Regions from separate parts of the Homo sapiens genome. Here region 2 is linked to region 1. Evidence: chromatin loops called from intact Hi-C (ENCODE). Cell type or tissue: chondrocyte. All regions are shown on one strand. Links, peaks and the distances in the headings refer to the core of each region. The heading gives the core; the rest is flanking DNA.

Region 1 (10,421 bases), core at 946-8,945:
ACCAACGCCTTATTATGGAGTACCTGATTATCATTATGACAGAAATATGGAGCCCAAACATCTTACTTTAATGAGCCTTTCTCATTTGGAGAACTTACTTTGGCTTGGGTTTGTTCAAAAATACTTTGCTCTTTTGAGACCACAGTACCTAATTTAGCAGCTCATTATACTTTACTGTAAATGACATTGTGTTCTTATTTCTAAATGTTATTTCCATCAGCACTTGATTTCCTACACATTTGACTTGCATGAGTTTTCTAATATTTCCTTAGATACACAATATTATCTGCATGACAAATTTAGGTAACTTCTTATAACAGATTCAGTTAAGCTTCATGATGTAGCTTTATTACAATCAAGGTCAAACACTGGCTCACAAGTTTTTATATCATAGTAAAAATCTAAAAGAAAATTTCATTTTTGTTCTGTCTCACTTCTCTTCTCCTAATCACCCTATCTATAAATTCTTAATTTTATCAAGCCCATCACTAAAATAAGTGCAAAATAATCAATTGTATATTTGTATATCAAGGGAATATTGTCTGGAATTATTTTTGGCAGAGGAAGGAATGTTAAATTATCCATCAAAACTACCTGATATGGGAAAATGTGGACATTAGCTATTCTTCAGTTACTATTAGCTTTGGTATTTCTTTCTGTGTGTGCATCTGTGTCTAATGGGGTGGGGGTGGAGGGTGTCAAGAAAGAGAGAGAGAATTTTGTTGCAGAGAAAAATAATTTTCACCTGAAACACATGCAATTAAGACGTTATCCTCTCAATTAAGTAATCCAAGATTACTTAAAAGTTTATCTAGTAATCCATCTGGTTTTGTTGCATGATGCTGTGGCTTAATAGTCAGGTTGTTCACTTTTGACATTACTGCCAGAAAGTTTAGACCAAAATTTCTGGCTCACACCCATATTAAATGTGTTGCTTATTGTAGTTTGAAGAATTAGACTTTTTAAATGTTTCTGTCTCAGATCCACTCCTTTACAGTTTTTCTTTATTTCTTTGCCCACATTTAACCTAGGCTAATTTACAATATTTTATTGTGCTGCACAAATCACTTAATAAGCCTTCTGAAATTCTTTCTAGAACAAGGTGGAATATAATACATGGACAGTCAATGTGAAGATCCTGAAATCCTGAGTAATTATCCCATATACAAATTTCATCCTTTTTAAAAATAGACACAACCAAGTTATGGTGTGTGCTTACTGTCTGCCAGGAGCCAGAAGTAGACTGGATGTGAACCTCAGCTGTTAGGCTGAGATATCCTTCTAACTTACTTTGACTCTTACTCTGAAATCTCTTAAACTCACCCCACCTTCTGCATCCCAAGGGCATTCATTATGGTTCTTTCTCTCACATTCATAAGCCTTTGCATCATGCATTCTAATTTACAAAGCATTTTGCAGTGCCTGTTAACCAATCTCTCTACCGCAGGTGCCCATCCATTCTAATCCATCCTGCACACCTATACAGTGTAATTTTCTTAAAATACCATTTTCATCTTGCTCAAGAACCTCTATCTGTCATTTTAAGGTGAAACATCTCGTCTAAAACTTCAACAACTTTCAGTAGCTAGCATCATCTTACTTCTACAAATAATTCCTCTCTTTAATTTTCAACATGAATCTTCCTCTTCAGTAGTTGCCCTAATTTTTCTCCAGCAGTGCTGTCTTCTTTTCTGCTTCCACATGTAGTTTATGCAGTTTCTATTACCTTGAACACCAGCCTAGTTTTCTCCTCCAATTAAAATCCTATTCAATTTTAAAGACTCAATTAATCTACAGTTCTTTCACAAAGGTTCTGAATCTCAGAGACTGTTCCTAACTATACTTGTTTTTTTTTTTTTTTATCATTTTCTCTAACTAGATTATGTGTTTCTTAATGACAGGCATGATATTGCATCATCTCTTGGGTCTGCCATGTTAGTAAGCCCAGCATTGAGAGATATTATAAAATTAGTAGAAACTTATTGAGCCTCAATCACTCCAAACAATTATCAAGTACTCAGCCAGAGGCCATATGTTTTAGAATTAGTAAAATGAAAGACCTAAGAAACTCCAGAAACTCTAATGGCCTGACTTCCACTCAAGCATTTCAAGATAATACTGAATCAAATTTGTAATACAATCAGAGTCCCCAACACTCTAGAGAGATGAAGATATTCATGGGCTTTGCTCAGTTACCATAAACTATAATTCAATATGGTCATGAGGAAGTATTTCCATAAACACTGTCAAAAAGAATGAATTTGGGTTTTTTAATTCCCGTTTTTCCATTGCTATTACTAATAACTGAGGCAAGAATCAACAGTGTATGCTAAAAGCAATGGGTGAAATTTTGATGGACTCAGGATTAGAATATTTCTCTGGTCTCAGAATGTCTCACCACAGATTATTAATTACTTATGAATAAAAAAATGACAACTATACAGTGTAAAAACTTGGTAAACACCACTAGTCAAGTAATCAAAGCTAACATTACCAATTCGTTACAGGCCAACCTGATACCAGATGCATGCCCCATGATGGAGTGCACTAAAATGACACAGCATCATTCATGTGGTATTTCTGCCAAAAATGCATCACCTGAATCTCATCATGAGGAAAAAAAAATCAGAAAATCCCACATTGAGGGACTTCCTGTAGAAACTGTCCTATACTCTTCAAAAATGTCAGTTTCATAGCAGAGAAAGGAGATTGAAGAAGAATGAAAACAAAATGCAATGACTGATCCTGGGTGGGATTTTTTTTTTCTGTGAAGGATAGTTTGGGAAGAACTATTGAAATATGTATATTAGATGATAGTATTGTATCATTGATAATTTCCTAAACTTGCTAGTTGCATTGCGATTATAAATGAATATCCTTGTTCTTAGAAGCTACTTTCTGAAGTATGAAGGGTCATAATGCCTGTCATTTGTTTAAAATTTCATAAATAATTATTATGGTATTCATCTATGTGTAGCAATAAATATAGATATATTGAGAGAAATGTCATGATGTCATAATTAAAGACAATATAAGTTTCATTGTACTAATTCTTGTGAGCCTTGTTTAACTCATCATTGTGGTAGCCAAAATAGTAGCCCCCTAAAAATGTCCACATTCTATGTGAATATGTTAAGGTGCATGGCAAAGAGTAATTAAGATTGCTGATGGAATTAAGATGGTAAATTAAACTGGAGATAGGCAAATTATCCTAGATTATCCCAGAGGGCTTTATGGAATCACTGGAGTCCTTATAAAAGCAGAAGAGGTACGCAGAACAGGGAGAAAAGGAGAGATGGTGACATGGGAAGGACTTAGCCTGACATCAGTGGCTTTGAAGATGGAGAAAGGGCCCACTAGCCAAGGAATACAGATTGGCTCTAGAAGTTGGAAAAGGCAAGGAAATAGATTCTTCCCTGGAGCCTCTAGAAGGAATGTGACCTGCGACATGCTGATTTTAGCTTAGTGGGACCAATTTCAGACTTTTGACCTAGAGAATTGTGAGATAATAAATTTATTATCTAAGCCACTAAGTTTCTTGAAGTTCTTACAGCAGCAATAGAAAACTGATACACTCCTTTTTTTTCTGTAAAATTAAAGTTTGAAAAAAAGCAGCGTATGTGTAGAATGCTTTCTAAGAACCCCAGCTCTAGAGGCAGGCTGTTGAATCAGGGGAGGTAAAAGATTGTCTAAAGGGTTTGTAATTTTTCGGAAACTTGATTTTTAACACAAATGAAGATGAAGAACTATTCTCAGAGTAGTACAACTGCAAATCAACACAAAATAGAAATAAAATGGAATCAACAGAAAATGAGACAGGAAGAGAGAATAAAGCTTTAGCCTGAGTCTTCTTTGGCATTTGTCAAGAGAGGGACAAAGGAAAAGGAGATAGTTTATATTTACGTATGTATTTATACACATGTAACATTATACATATATTTACTTTATTTACATAGTATGTATTTTATTTATGCTTATTTTATTATATTGCAATTATATATATTATATACATATACACACACACACACACATATAACACCCACACACACATATATATGTGTGTATGTGTACATATTGTATCTTTTGGGATGTGTGAAATGTTGAAAAGGGGACTGAATTCTAGTCTAGCTTTTGTCATCTTAGTTTGGTAAAACTGGGAAATATTGGGCTAGTTCAAAGTTAATTGCGGTTTTTGCCATTAAAAGTAATAATACAAGTGCTCTGAGCTTCAGACTCCTCAACTCTACCAAAAAAAAAAAAAATCACACTTATCTTGATGATTGCTGTGAGAATTAAATGAAAAAGAGTACAAACACCTAAAAGAGGGTTAGTATAAAATGTGTGATCAATATACAGAACCATCAATGCATTTATTATTGTTGCTACTTACACTGGTGCTTCTACTACCGTTGTTGGTACTTGGCTGTATCCACTTTGTTCTTTCATCATTCAGCCCCTCTTCATCAACTACTTTCTATTTTATTTTTATTTCTTTTCTTTTCTTTTGTCCTTAGTAAGATGCCAAAAACACAAGTGTATTTACAGGGCTATGTTCCAAAGTTCCACCTGGGCTGCTATGCTGACACTGCTTTCTTTGTCTGCCTCTTACAGGTAGGCGTTTCTTAACCTCTAGCCCCTGGCCCTCTTTTGTTGTCAAACTATATTTATTTTCTGGATGGCCTTTTTATTCTGATTACTTAAGATACTGTGTCACTATTGAGGACATCTTAATTTACGTATCCAATTGAGTTCCATGTCTAAGTCACATCCTCAAAGTCACAGAAAGGCAGAAATGTAAATTAGACCCTTGAGAGGCTTCTAAGGGAAAGAAGAAAAACTGGGAGGAATGGTGGCTTAAGAAAAATATCGGACGAAGCAAAACTAGTTTTGTCATATTTTTTGCTTTTGTTGTATTTTAGGGATAATGGAGTTTTTAGTACTTTGTATACTAGGAGGAAGTTGCTGAAGAAAATAATCAAAATAAAAGAAAGATGACTGAAGAGGCAAGATATCAGGGGATATTTAGAGGGAGAACTTAGTATGATGTCTGAGTATGATAAGTCAATAAGAACACAAATTCTCAGAATTGAATTTGAAGGAGGAGAGGAGGAGTCAGCTACAGATGCATTGAAAGTTAGAGAAACTCACTTCTTTGAATTTTTTGTTTCCAAAAACTGCAGCCTTCAGGAACTGGTTGACAGTTGGTCATATAGTATGTCTGAGGAGCCTATGTTGGAAGAGATTTGATGTTTTTTTCCAGTAATTTCAATGTTTTAGTAATTTTGATATTGATTATTTGACCAAGGAGCCATCTGCCATCAGATAAAATGACACAAGGCAATTTGAAGCCCACCATGCCTTTTCCTCAAATATTGGAAAAGCAAATGAATAGATGAATATTGTGTGTGTTTGAATAAAGCCTCCAGACACAATTTTTTGCACATGATGAAATTCTAAGACATCTTTATAATATAGTCTCTGTTGGCTTAATACACAGAGACCTTCTGTGTGGCTGCCTCTACCGGGGTCTGGAAAACGTCGTCAGTGTGCAGCAAACACACACAGTAAGATGCACTGTGAATTTCTAAGAGTCTCCAAAGACTGAAGACAGTAAGTCATTCAGAGTCATGTTAATGGCAAAGCTGCCAGAAATGGGCCACACACCCTAATTCAAATGACCCTTTCTTCATAAAAAGTCATAAAAAATGACCGTATAAGAACCCAATTCTTCTCGAATGCATGAATAGGATTTGTATGTATAATCTATGGACTACAGTTTGAAACAAGTCTAATATGACCCAGCTGTGTTGCATAATAAAACTGACAATGAAAGCACGGTCTAAGAGACCACCAGATGGCAGCCTCTTCATGTTTAACTCCTGTGGTTACCCCTAGACCTGCTGGATTTTGTTTATTTTTAGGGCCCAGGACTTCAGAGTAGAGGAAAGGATTAGAAGTAGGAATTCAGTCAAAGGCCACAGACAGGTAAAAAGAAATGGATTTTCTTTTTTAAGTTTGTTTTTTATTTTATTTATTTTGTTTTGTATTCAGAAAGATGCTGAAATCACAAATGTGTTTATAGGGCTCTGCCCCTAAATTGCATCTGGACTGACTGTGTTGGGACTGGTAGACCTCAGGCCAAGCGGGACAGTATGAACCTGGAAAATAAGCAGAATATGTCTCTTTCTGGTGGTGGCAGCCGCCTCAACTCAAAGTCCCTGATTACCCCTGCAAGAAAAATTGTCTCGTACTTGTTTCTTAGGCTTTTAAGTGGTTGAAAAATCACTTTATCTTTTATTTACTTAAAATCCTAATTTTAATTTTTTCCTTTGTTATGCACTTTTAACTTCATAATTTTTCTTAATGAAATTTTAGAAAAGACAAAATGACTTCATTCAATAAACGCAGCAAATGTGTTTAAGTTACTTTTTAAAAAACATTTTATTTTACACGTATACTAAATAAGAAAAAATTTAAACATAAAAAGTGAAAAGAAATAATGAAAATAATATAACGTCATCACCACCCAAATATAAACTCCATAAACTGTTATCTAAAAATCCCATGTCTCTATAAACAGAATTATCTCCAAAACAGGATTTTGCTATATATACTGTTTTGCAGATTTTAAAAATTGACAATGTATCATATACATTTTTCTATATTAAAAATATATTTCCATGCTATAAATTTTAATGGTTATATGGTGCTCTGTAATTATGTCACAGTATGTTCAACTGGGCCTTTACCATAAAAATGTTTTTAAAAAGACTATAATTTTATAAAATCATTAGTTAAGCAGGAGAGTAAGACAGGATAGAAATGAAAAACATGAGCAAAGAAGAGAAATGCAGACAGGCAACGGAGAACCACCCAGGAAAGTTGAGGTCAAAACAGAGGAGAAGTAAAGGACACATGAAAGATAGAAAGGGGTAAAGATAGAGGAAAAGAAGAAAACAGAAATGATCTGCAGTAAACCATCCAGCAAAGACTTGCTTTTGATTTGTGTTACAGGTTTCTGATGATCAACCTTTATCTTTCTACTTTGAAATACTGAGCGGCTGACAACCGCTCTACAGTTGTTCTTTATCTGAAAGGATGGTAAATTTTCACTGAAGGGCACGGTAAAGAAATGTAAACAGCAAATATTAATATTAAAATTGTTCTCTAGTTGCAGCTACAGAACAGAGGAATGCAAACTGATTATTTGGAATTAAGCAGAGGATCAAATCTCCAGGAAAAAAAAAGACAAAAACATTTTCCTATTTCTAGTTCACTTCATAAGCTTGTGAAAAGAACACACTGCCTGGACGTGATGATTTATATGAAATGATGTCCATGAAATACAATTATATCATATTTAAGGTGATGAAATATTATATAGATGTTTAAGGTGATGAAATATTATATAGATAATAAAAATGCATGAGCTTACTCTTTTTAGCACATGTAGACAATAATATGTGCAAGGATACATAGTGACTTGGGACTGACTATAAAATTGGGGACATAAGGGCATGGTAAAAGAATAATTTTGCTTTCTATGCAATATTTTTTACTTAGAATTTTTATAGTAGGGCATGTATTGATTTTTAATAAAAATAAATGAATAAAAAGAGAAAATGTCAGCTCACTGAGCACAAATCACTCATGAACAGAGGGAAGGGGGATGATTCCTCAAAGTGTGTAAATCGTGGCTGACAAGAACAGCCTCTCTGGTCTCACTCCATTGATCGCTTTCTCCAGCAGCCTCAAAAGGCCTTATTCTCAGCTGGTGTCATGCGACTCTCATGTCACAGGACGCATTTTAAGCCTCCCTTGAAGAAAATTCTTTGTAAGGCTTGGATCTAGACCTCTTTCTCTTCAAATAGTTGCAGATGGCAGCCTTAGGTTTCATGAAGGAAGAGGGTAGATTGGCAGACTTGAACAATTAAAATGAGTGGCTTCAGAGGGATTTTTAAATTCTCTGAATTTTACAGTGAAGACCCTCTTTGCTGAGAGTAAAGCAGTAGGATGAGAAAGTAAAGCTAGAGGAAATATTCTTCCTGAAATAAAGGTGTTCCAAAAATAAATGTGATTGAATTGGGATAGATCCACTGTAATGATGCCCTCAAATATTAAATCTTGGCTCCAGGGAGCTTGCAAAATTTCTACAAGCCATTATGAATATTTCTTAGAGCTTAATAAAATCATATATTTTATCATAGTAAGGCTGTGTAAGTTAGCTAAATATTGAGTTTTCCCTTGTTTAGAAACATCTCTGCTCACTTATACTTTATGCTAAATTCTGGAATAGAAATTCATATATTTTTAATAACAATGGAAAAACAATAATCTCTTATGAAGTGAAATCTTTACCCTGCCTTTTTTAAGTTGACAAATAAAAATTCTATATATTTATGATATACAACATGATGTTTTGATATACATATACATTGTAGAATGGTTAAATCGAGGTAATTAGCATATACATTACCTTACACACTTACTATTTTTTGTGATGAGAACATTTAAAATCTCAGCAACTTTCAAGTACACAATAGATTATTATGAACTATAGTCACAATAATGTACAACAGATCTTTTGAACACATTCTTCTCTCTACCTGAAATGTTGTATAATTTGACCAACCTCTCCTCAACCCCACAGCCTCAGCCTCTGATAACCACCATTCTACTCTCTGCTTCCATGAGTTTGACTTTTTTTAGATTCCATATATGAGTGAGATGGTGTGGCATTTGTCTTTTTGTGCCTGGCTTATTTCACTTAACATAATGTCTGCCAGGTTTATTCATGTTGTTGCAGATGATAGGATTTCCTTCTTGTTTAGGGGTGAATAGTATTCCATTGTATATATATGCCACATTATTGAAATCCATTCATCTGTTGATGGACACTCCGGTTGATTCCATGTTATTCTACCTTTGACACCAAGTCTGCGTACCTATTGAGCTCTACTCTTTCTTTAATCTTCTGGCTTGTTTTCTTTCCTGTGTCTTAGTAACTGGCCACTCTACCTTTGCCTCAGGATCCTCTTCTGTGCCTGATACCTCTGAGCAGCTCTGGTCAGATCTACTCAAAACCTCAGGTTCCTCATCCTTCATTCCTGCAGAGGATATTCCCTACTTTGAAGTAAATAAAATTTGTTTTTTCTTGATTGGTAACATGTTCTTTTCAGAAATCAGGAAGAATCTTTGTGTTCAGGACCCTTGAAAAGTATCTGCTGTAAGGGTGATTTTCGAGTAGCAGCCATCAGAGAGCAGGCTCTTAATCTGGTAGCATAAAATACAATAAAGCAACCAGAGTACTGGTCATGACATTTGGTAACTTGGTAACACCAAAGTAGCTGAGGGAAGCTTTTAATGAAGATTGTGGAGGCTTATCTCAAACATTAAAAAATTAAACAAGTCTTACTTTTTAGTTCTTAAGTAACAGGAGGACATCTCTTTGTATGTAGGTACTTTATTTCTCTAGGATAATTTTCAGAAAATAATTTGTCAGTTGACTACTTTGGGGGGCAACTAAGTTATTTTGGAGATTCTGTTAAGTCCTGGGAGAAATTAAAGATTAAAAACTTATTTCTTGATCTCTAGCCATTCATAAATGTAACAGGCAAGTCTATATAATGCAATGTAATGTCAAATATAATATGTTCAAAGTACCAATGAAGTACAGAGGCAGAAGAGCTGAGAGGATCTTATGTTTCTTGAAGAAATATTTCAGCTGGTCCCCAAAGGTTTAATGAAAAAAAAATTCAAAATGAAAATAAAGAAAAATCTTGCTGGTGGGAACACCATGAACAAAGGCTTGGAGGCATGAAAAGTACATGACACAATGGAGGAAAATAAGTACAGAATTATTGCTAGAATTAAAGACAGAGGAGATTGTAATGGGGAGAAAGTCTAAAAATAATTCCCAGACCAGAACATACAGTGCCCTGAATCCCAGGCTAAGAAGATTTCATTTCTTTCTGTATTCCGTGAAAAGCCCTTGAAGGATTTTAAGTGGAAGTATTTTTAGAACTATGCCTTAGAATGAGTTATCTTACTGCTATAGTCAGATGGTAAGATTGAAAGCCAAAAAAACCAATTATTAAAATAACACCAATGGCAGATGTGAAAGACTTGAAATAGTACATTACAGAAAGAAAGAGACTACACTTTGGCCACTTAAACATCTAGAGTTTGAAAAGGTGGGCACTGAGATTCTCTGTGTAGTTGTCAACTCCATTCTTGTCATTGCTCACAAGGAAGATCCAAAGTAAATGTTTCTATTTTAAAAAGAGCTTTATGGAAACACTCATAAGGAAATAGTTGTGTGCTTAAGAACATCAGCCCTGGCCCTCCTAAAGAGGGAAAACCTTGGCAAAGTAAAGGATTGGTGTTTACATTTTCAAAAGCTGTTTTATCCTTTAAATGGT
Region 2 (10,421 bases), core at 943-8,942, 370 kb after region 1:
TCCAAGATTTCATTTTCCTTACAGCTAGTAATCACACCACAAACAATGCTTTTACTTCCCAATAAAGCTAGATGACTCAATCCCTAATTTCTGTCCAAGTCTATCCCTGAATCAATCATCATGGCCAGTGGGTTAGAGAATTCTGATTGTCCATGCCTGGATCACATGTTCAACTCTGGAGCAGGGTCAGCCTCATCTGAATCACACGGACTGAGAATGAAACAGGGAGGCTCCCCAAAGAGATACTAAGCCAACAAAGATCATATATTACCTACACAGAACATTTTGTATTCTCCCTTTCTTTTTATTTAATATTATTTTATTATAATTTTTCCAAGTACCTACAAAGGCCACAAATTCATCTTTTTATTTGCAAATTAACTTACATTTTGTTTCTACAACAGTTTATTTAATTATACCTCGATTAATTTTGGTAGGGGGGTATAATTTTAGAATTTTAGAATTGAGTTTAAATTTTTCTATTAAGAGAAACAGCCAAATGGTATGAAAATAAACTCATTTAGAAAATAATTAAATCCCCAGTACATTCATTTATTCATTCAACAAATATTTATTGAGGCCAGCCACTTTTCTTGGTACTTGGAATACATCAGTGGACAAAACAAAGATCTCTCCCCTCATATAGCTTATACTCTAATGGGGGAAGGGAAATTTTAAAGATTTTTAAACAGATGAGTAAATTATAATAAAAGTTAAAAATTATTAAATGCTTAAGAAAAAAAGGAAGAGCATAGCAAGATAAGGGGAATCTGTAGGGCTTAGCAAGGACGGAAATTGCATTATTAAAGAGCGTGGTGAGGGAAAGCTTTACTGAGATTTGAGCAAACACTTAAACGAGTGATGGAGTTTTCAGAAGAGAAGCAGTTTCCCGAAACTGCTAGACCAAAAGTTCTAAAAGGGTCCTAAGGACATGTCTGGAGTGTTCAAGGAACATCAAGGAGACCAGTGTGACTGGAACAGAGTGAAGGATGCAAGTATTAGGGGAGGAAGTCAGGTAGGGACAAGTTCCTGTAGAGTCTTGTTAGCAAATTATAACAGTAACATTTACTCTGAGTGAAGTAAGAAGTTGCTGCAAGATCCTGATCAAAGGAAAGACTTTGATATTTATGTAAATTTAGTTATATTTTAAATGGGTCACCCTGACTGCTAGAAAGAGCAAGGATAGTAGCGGGAAGACCAGCTAGGAAGCTACTGCATGACTCCAGGCTAGCAATGGTGGTGCCTTGAACATGAGTGGCTAGAGTGACAGCAGTGGTGGTGTGGAGAAGGATCAGTTTTTGGTTACATTTTGCATGTATAAACAGATTGTTTTCGTGAAAGATTGGAGGAAGTGTCTGAGAAAAAGATAGACGTCAAGAATGAAATTCTAGTCCAGAATAAACCTGAGACGTTTTCTAAGAATTCACTCATCAAGGTGAAAAGGAAATAACTTGAGACCCTTAGTTATAATGTGACAGTTTTAACTAGTCAAATATTAACTTAAAAATTCATGACAAATCAAAATTTTGTTAAGACACAATACGATTACAGATTCTGCAAGGCTAGTGAACAGAGGCAAGAAACATAGCTATAGATAAGATTAACTGAATGTCCACCATGTGGCTCATGACTTGGCTTTGATATTTTCTGTAGTAAAATTTCAAAATTTGGCCATGTGTGAGGTCTCAGGAATAGCCCCTAGAGAATAAATATCAAGTGGTTAACATTAATTCACTTAAAAGTATATTTTCAACAACAGGAAATGAAACAGAGCGTTCTCAGTTAACAGAGGGCCTCCATCTCCTAAGTGTTTGGGTTAATTTAATTTTCTTTGTGGTTAAATCCTTAAATTTTTATGTCCTAGTACAAAAATGTCTTTTATGCTGCTGACTGAATTACTTATAATTCAGTACAAAGAAAAATAAATCAATAAAGAAACAAGCAAAATTAATGACGGTGAGACTCAGCTATCCTATCAACTACACATTCAATCACGTAAATTCAAGTCTTTTACTTGCCAGCTGTGTAATCTCTCATGTGATTATTTACCCTTGCTGATCCACAGTATATTTTCCAGTTAAAAAAACGAAAACAAAAAATACTGCCACACATGATTGAAGTAGGAATTGCAGAGTTAATATATGGAAGCCCCTACTATTGTGCCTAGTTTAGAAAATGCAGAATACATTTTAGCTAGTTATAATATGCATGAAGTCCAACACACTTACTGGGGGGAGATTTCTATTTCAGGTCTGAATTTCTAGAAACCAAAGCAAACAGAGACTATAATCAGTTATAAGACAAGATGCTTTCGAAGTCCGAAATAAATTTTTCCTGCAGATCCTCATAAATTATGACATGGTAGACAACACTGTAGTAGTATTCCCACAACAAATACAACAAGTTCCATAAAACATTGTATCTATCAATGAGACATAATGCTGTCACTAATGAGGAGTATTCACAACACAAACTGTGGAAGATCATTTTAAAAGTCCTTTCTTTGGTTTTTTTTTTGTTGTTGTTGGCATCATTGATAATGTTTTGCTTTTGCTGGTTCACTGCCACTATGTTGTTGGTTTAAGTTTAATTAATTTGTCCTTTATGTATAGCGAATGTATAGCCAGTTACTCCCATCTTTTGTGGCTTTTTACCTTTCCTCAGCATGCAAACTTACATTAGACCCTGCTGTTCTGTTATAAGGCATCAAATTTCTTGCTAACCTTCAATTTTTCATTTTAGGTTGGTCTTCAAGGTACCAGCTACCCATCTCCTCTAACATTCTTCAATCCTCAGAATAATGTCCCCTCTATATCTTACAACAAAATTTGCTTTCCATTCCCCTATTATTGCTGAGAATGCTAAATAATACATTTGTGTCTTGTTTTCTCAGATAAACAGTAGGTAAAAGAAAGCAGGGACTGTGTTACACTATAACACACACAAAAAGTTGATTACTTTTCTATATAGGTGAACTCTTAAAAATGAAAGCCTAATCTAGTATACCATGAGGCATCCAATTCTGATTTTCATTACATTTATTAATCACAAAGTTCATTTCACTGATACATGAGGATATACCCAAGGACTCTAGAATAGTTAGCTCATAATTAGCATAACCATTCAAATCAAGGAGCTATGGTAATAGTGGAAGAAAAGTAAAGCAGATCTTGAGGGTGACTGAAACAGACGACCCCCCCAGAAGTTCCAAAGTCATGACATCCCTTGGCGGATGACACAGAGGATAATGTTATATGTACAGAACACATAACAAGAAAAAAAAAGAGGAAAGTGGGTCAGAAGCAGTAGGGCTAGAATCTTGCAGTTAATATCAAAAGGCAAATGGCCTCAGACACTGTGACAGAGGTCTGAAACCAGCAGCATGAACTCTAAGGGGGTAATTGAAAGGTCGTGTAGTCTCTGTACCACTAAATCCTAGAGGTACACAGTCTTTTCTACTGACTTCCCTTCCATCTGATTCTTTGTACATAAAGCTGTATCCAAAAGGCTCAGAATTCTTGATTTATGTGAAAGCATGTGGAAGCAGGTAGGGTACTCCATTACCTAGTGAGTCACATTTGTATTGTTATTAATACATGCAAATCTATGTTTTAAGAGTCTAAGAGCCTTTTTGAAAGCCTGTTCCTTCCTTTTACTTCTTTCCCAGTGTGGGTTCAATAGGTAGTTTTAAGGCCTTACCCAATAAGCAAAGAATTGGTGCTAATCACCAACTGTTGAGTTTACCATTACAATTGCCGTTTGGCTCAGAGCCACCATGCACAAGGGGCCCTGATCATCACAATTTGTACTTCACTGTCAATGGCATCTTTCCCCATTTGTTGATAATATTCACTAAATGTAACCCAGACCCCAAACCAGGGTCACCAAACCCAGGTGTATGTGTGTTTGGTCTGACCGACCAAGCCTTGGCCCTGGTCAGTTGTTGGCTCTCATTAGCACTTCCTGCACTTGTCCTTCTAGGATGCTGCTCCCAGGAGTAATCCTAGGTACTTTGCCACCATCCTTGGTCACCTTCAGTTTGCATGCATTCATCCTGTTTCTACCTAAAGAAAAGATAAAGTTGACTGACACTTTAAGATCGTCTGAAGGTCCACCTTCCCAATAAGCTACAAAAGAGTTTCCTCTTTTTGCCTCTGTATCTGGGTGATGTTCATGTCTTGCTAATTATAACCACCAAAGCTCAAATCTAAGAAATAATGTGCTTTCCTTATTTATTTATTAATTTATTTTTTTGAGACAGAGTCATATTCTGTTTTCCATGCTGGAGTGTCGTGGTGCGATCTCCGCTCACTGCAACCTCTGCCACCTAGGTTCAAGCAGGTGCCTGCCACCACACCCAAGTAGCTGGGATTACAAGCATGGGCCACCATGCCCAGCTTTTTATTTTTTCTGTACTTTTAATAGAGACAGGGTTTTGCCATGTTGGCCAGGCTGTCCTCGAGCTCCTGACCTCAACTGCCTCGCCCACCTTGGCCTCCCAAGGGAGGCAGGGATTACAGGTGTGAGCCACCGTGCCCGGCCTTCTTTCTTTATATTAAATGCTGTATTATCTTACATTGGCATGGTCATAATCCATATTTTGAGAAAGAGAATAGAGATCACAACATTAAGAGCTCTCAAATTACTAAAAATAAAAACCTTAGTGCCCTCCCAAGGTACTAAAAAATATAGAGAGTGATATGTGCAACAAACATTTATTAACTGTCTGTTATGTCCAGGCTCTATGTTGAGTGCTAGGAATACAACATTAAATGAGATACAGCACCATCTTCTGGAAGACTCAATACTAAGATAGGTAGGATGAGTAAATAGATAGAAAGAATATACCTCAGGCTAGTCCCTTCTTTTCTCATGCTTTGGTTTTCCCACCTGTAAACTAAGGATTGAATTAGAATCATGCATTTCAAACTATTTAAAAAATAGAATTTTCTTCCCATCATACCCTCAAATAAAACCATCATACTTAGAACCTTAATAAATGAAACACATAGAACAATTGACCTATAAATTTGTAACATGAAAGGATTTTAATACCTGTTTCAAATAACAAAGAATGAATGACTTTAACTAAGCATAACAAAATTTTTAACTTGAATCTCTCAGTAATACTTATTTTAATTTAAGTTGAGTTCTCCTGGTACTGAGGTAGTAAGATTTAGAAAAAAAATCTAAATGAATGAATGAAAAAAAAGAGAATACATTGCACCACAGGTAGCCTTAATATCTTCTGTACATGTATTTGGATTTTTTAATATGGTGTTTCAAAAATATATTTGAAGAGGAATTGACTCTTATCAATGTAAATAGATATTTCATGAATTATATATTAATTTTTTCTCTTAATAAAACAGGTTAGATGATAAAGGCCAAGTGGTTCGCATCAACTTCAATAACGCAACTAGGGACACAATATTTGATGTGCCTGTTGAAAGAGTTCAGCCTTTTTATGCTGCTCTGAAGGAGTTTGTTGACCTCATGAACAGCAAAGAATCCAAGTTTACCTTCAAGATGAATCCAGGTCAGTGAATACATTTTCTCAAATAACCAAAAGCATGGATTTTCTTCAACCTTAACCACCTAGAATTATATCCAGAGCAGTTTTTCTCAGGTATGGCATGTAGAACACCAACAACAGAATCTTGGTGAGCAACTGACTTGCTTATGTAGTGGACTCGTGGCCCTCATTGAGGTTTATGCTTAATTATTTTATCCTGATAAACAAATAGAAATATCCTCATGATTCTTACTCTAACACACACAAGTGATGCTTACTCATTAGGCTTTACTAGTGGAGACAGTACTACCTGAAATAAAGTAGTACCTAAAGTATTCCAGTTACTTGAGATAAAAAAAGCAGAAAGCATTATATTTTTTCTGGACCATCTCTACTCAGTAAAGTGCCATCAAACCTGAGGCTTTTGGCATCTACAATAAAAGGTGTAATTTCTCTCTGCTGTCGGTTTGGCCAGATGGAAGATTCTTTTCCTTTGTATATATTTTTAATTGATCTTTGGTATAATAAGTTAATAGGAATCTCCATAAATCCACTGCCATGCAGTCACAGCAGGTTAATTTTAAAAATGGCAACATGTAAAATGAAAACATTATAGGGGGAAAAAATACAAAAAATACAAGTTAGAATCCAAGCTTCGACTATTTAATGGCAGTGTAGTTTTGGGTAAATTCCTCAATTTTTTAAAGCTTCGGTTTCTTCATGTGTGAAAAGATGAGAGAATACTTTCTTTTCAGGATTCTTATGAGGCTTAGAAATAATGTGGCATAAAATACTAGGCACACAGAAGACAAACTAAGAATTTCACTATCCTTTTTATTTTCTGAAGCTGTTAAACTGAGAAGAAACATTTCTTTTTTTTCTTTTTTTTTTTTTTTTGAGACGGAGTCTTGCTCTGTCGCCCAGGCTGGAGTACAGTGGCGTGATCTCGGCTCACTGCAAGCTCCGCCTCCCGGGTTCACGCCATTCTCCTGCCTCAGCCTCCTGAGTATCTGGGACTACAGGCACTGCCACCACGCCTGGCTAATTTTTTCTATTTTTAGTAGAGACAGGGTTTCACCATGTTAGCCAGGATGGTCTAGATCTGCTGACCTCGTGATCCGCCCACCTCGGCCTCCCAAAGTGCCGGGATTACAGGCGTGAGCCACCGCGCCCGGCAGAAGAAACATTTCTAATGAGGTATCGATCAGTCAAAACGATACAGATGTTTTACACAGAGATAATATTTTAAATAAGAATGATTAAAATACCTTCAGGAGACTACCAGGCTAGGTAGTTTAATTGTCATAAGGTCTAAAGCAGTTTGCATCCAGTGGCCTGATTTGTGTGGAAAAGTAAATGTGCAGTTTCATGTAAAGAAATAAGCGATGATTCTTGATGTGAACCAAGCAGCAGCTGTGTTTTGCATGTTACATTTTCTAGCTCTGTAAGTCATTTAAACACACAATTATTCATATTGGAAAAAATCTTTTCTTTAGGTGATGTGATTACTTTTGATAACTGGCGCTTACTTCATGGCCGACGTAGCTATGAAGCAGGAACTGAGATATCCCGCCATCTAGAAGGAGCTTATGCTGACTGGGATGTGGTCATGTCAAGGCTTCGTATCTTAAGGCAGAGGGTGGAGAATGGAAACTGAAGTCACCTGTAGATAATTTTAATAAGATTCCAATGACCATATTTTGTGAGATATGGCACATTATTCACAGACCATGATCTTTGTGATTTACATATAATTTCCTTAACAATGAACATGTAACTTCTCTCACAAGAGTACTCTTTACTTTGTAATCATATACAATGTCAACTTTTTAGATGTTTCACCACTCTTTTGCAAATAAAGCATCCTTTCTGCTCTGTTGCATGCCTGCTCTAATTTCTTTTGCCCATATATGAGTATCTCCAGAATGTCTACAAATAGTTTTTGTAGCAAATGAAAATTTCTTCAAATAAGCCTTTTGTTTCAAATAAAACTTGTCTCAAAACATGCTTCTACCCTGTTGCCTATAGGATCTCATTTTCCAAGACTGCACACGACCATCTTTAGCATGCTTGGAAAAGGTTTTATATTTCCAAAGATCTGTTTTATGCACTTTTATTATAGAATTCTTTTATCCAAATTTCCAGACCTTGCCAATTTAGTGATTCCAACATTTTCTTTTACTACCTAAATTATGACATCTAAACAAAGCATGATTAATAAAGAGAAAATCTAGTCTCACTTTTTTTTTTTTTTTTTTTTTTTTTAGACAGAGTTTCACTCTTGTTGCCAAGGCTGGAGTGCAATGGCGCTATCTCAGATCACTGCAACCTCCACCTCCGGGGTTGAAGCAACTCTCCTGCCTAAGCCTCCTGGGTAGCTGGGATTACAGGTGCCTGCCACCGCACCCAGCGAATTTTTTGTGTTTTTAGTAGAGACAGGATTTCACCATGTTGGCCTGGCTGATCTCAAACTCTTGACCTCAGGTGATCCACCGGCCTCAACCTCCCAAAGTGCTGGGCTTACAGGAGTGAGCCACTGCACTCAGCCTCGTCTAATTTTATCTTGTCCCAAATAAATACTCCCAACCGCTGTCAGCATTGCTTCCATGTGTCTACGAATCAGATCTCCTCATTTCTTGTTTTTGACTAACAACTGGACAAGGTAAAACCAAGAGACAGGTACTACTTATGAATAACACGATGTCTGCAAATCTCTGGACAGCTTTCCCTGCTGGTCCCAGCTTCCTCCATAGTCACTGCCTTGCCCTAGTGATGGAACACAGGTGTCACTGCCAGCAATGGAATTCCTATTCTTATTGAATCCAGTCTCTCTCTATCCCTGCCAAGAAGACTTAGCATTACCATTTGCTGAAATCCTGGTAGTTCATAGATTTTTGGACCTAATCAAGCTTCCTGTTCGAAAAGTCTTAATTATTGCCACCACTGCAGAGCTCTCTACTTGTTGCCTCCAGACCAAGTAGAAAACATTACTTCCATTGTTGTTTTGACTTTTGCTGCACATCCATTTCAATTTCCACAAAGTGCGCCCATGGCACAGGGAGTCTAGATGAAGACTACCTTTAGCCTGTGTGGGCACACCACTCGGACACTTTGAATTCTGGTATGAAGTCCACATCTCCAGCCAAGACTCCTCCTTCCCTTATAACACTACCCCTTTCTGGGGTCCTCATTGTCCTTTTCTATCATCTGGTCTTGATTTGGGCTACTGTAGTATATCACATGTTTGATTCCTTTGAACCACAAAGGGAATGAGTTGGGTTCTCAATCCCATACCTCCTAAAATGCTCCTAGAATAAAAACAAGTAAATTCGAGATGCATGGCCTGATTCTAAAACGCAACATTCAATACCTAAAAACAAATAATTTGCTGGAGTGACCCTAGATTCATCCATTCATAGCATCTAAACCCAAGGCACTTGCCCAGCTAAAGTGACTTCTTATACTTTTACTTATTTAACAGATATTTATCACATATCTGATATATGTCAGGCACTCTGCTAAAATAAGAATACCAAAGGACATGAAATTTACCTTCTTAGAGTCTGGTAGGGGAGCAGATAAGGATATAGATTATAATGTGCTGTGTTAACAGAATGACCCTCAGGAAGGCAACCAAACCAGACTGGGAATGCTAAGAAAACCTTCAGTCTAAGTTGAATTATAAAGGTTCATAGTAGTTTTCCAGGCAAAGATGGTGAAATAAAACTCCAAGTTAAAGGGTAGAAGAGGCACAGAGAATTGAGAGTAGAAACATGGCATGTGTTGACTTACAAGTGAAAGAAATAGATTACGATGTAATGTGAATTCTGGGGTTGTATGCCTAGGTTCAAACCACGTGTCTTTGGACAAATAACTGTTACTGTTCCCCTTAAGCCTCATTATTTCTATCTATAAATGAAACTAATAACAGTTCTTATCCCATTACATTTTTATGAGGATTAAATGAAAGTTCATGTAAAGCAGTGTTTTCTCAAATTTCTCAGATGATAAGTCACACCCATGGTGCTTTTTTAAAAAATACATCTTCCCAGATCATTCCCTGAGGATTATGATTCAATGGGTCTGGGATGAGGACCAGGAATTATATTTTTAGCAAGGATCCCAGGTGATATTCATCATCAGTGAAGTTTGGAAAATACTGATATAAGACATTTAGCATAGTTCCAGGATCAGGGTTAGTACTCAATAGATATTAACTATAAATTAGTTATAAAAGCAGAATTTGCAGAGGAAGAGGGTGATTTAGTATGAGAAGGGATATATGAAGCTGGAAACAGAAACAATGATCAAGTCATGAAATGTCTAAATGCATGTTACATTAAGGAGTTAGTATTTTATCTTGAAAGCAATTAGGAACCATTTAAAGGTTTTTAAGGAGCAAAGTGCCTTGATTAGATATTCATTTCTTAAGGATTCATCTAGCTTCATGGTGAAGGGAATTGTAAACAGGCAAGAAAGAAGGTCATAAAACTATTTATGAGGTAACTACAGGAAGCCAGATGCAAAATTAAGGAGCACTGAATTAGAACACTGGAAGAGGGAATCGAGAGATACATAGAAAGCAAAATCTAGAGGACTTGACCCACTGCATGTAAAGAATGAGGGAGAGTCTAGCTTGTTGTCTTATGGGTTTATAGTTAGGAGAAATGGGTTGTGCACAGGGAAAAGAAGCCACAATAGTAGGATCAAGCTTGTTCAGCAATAAAATCGATTTCGAACAAACTGAGATTGAGTTGCCACTGAGCTATTCCATCTGACAGTTGGATATATGTGCACATAGACTACGGAACAGAAATCTGAATTAGAGATCTACACTTGGAAAGTATATAGATGGTAGTTGAAATCATCTTATGTTTTCCTGGAGACATTTAGTGATGTGACCAAA

What was found. Hi-C counts contacts between places; a loop is a spot of excess contacts. Peaks named below come from ENCODE experiments on the same cell type or tissue, not always from the same donor. Only the 100,000 strongest peaks of a DNase experiment are listed, where the experiment ranks them.
Region 2: it touches region 1 in a loop (8-fold over the local background); 23 of 110 quality-filtered maps call a loop at or near these places.

What each region holds. Positions count from the first base shown.
Region 1 is chr11:26,748,212-26,758,632 of GRCh38, forward strand. No RefSeq gene overlaps it. Among named protein-coding and RNA genes, the nearest start is that of SLC5A12, 31 kb to the left of the region's middle. In chondrocyte, for the core only: CTCF peaks have their summits at 5,860 (motif pointing right) and 6,124; no DNase peak of the experiment used is centred there.
Region 2 is chr11:27,120,282-27,130,702 of GRCh38, forward strand. BBOX1 (gamma-butyrobetaine hydroxylase 1) reads left to right here. Exons shown (of 9, transcript NM_003986.3): 8 at 5,373-5,539; 9 at 7,012-7,528. The coding sequence ends at 7,172. All of the region lies in intron 3 of BBOX1-AS1 (BBOX1 antisense RNA 1), which reads right to left. Among named protein-coding and RNA genes, the nearest start is that of BBOX1, 85 kb to the left of the region's middle. In chondrocyte, for the core only: CTCF peaks have their summits at 2,065 and 4,803 (motif pointing left); no DNase peak of the experiment used is centred there.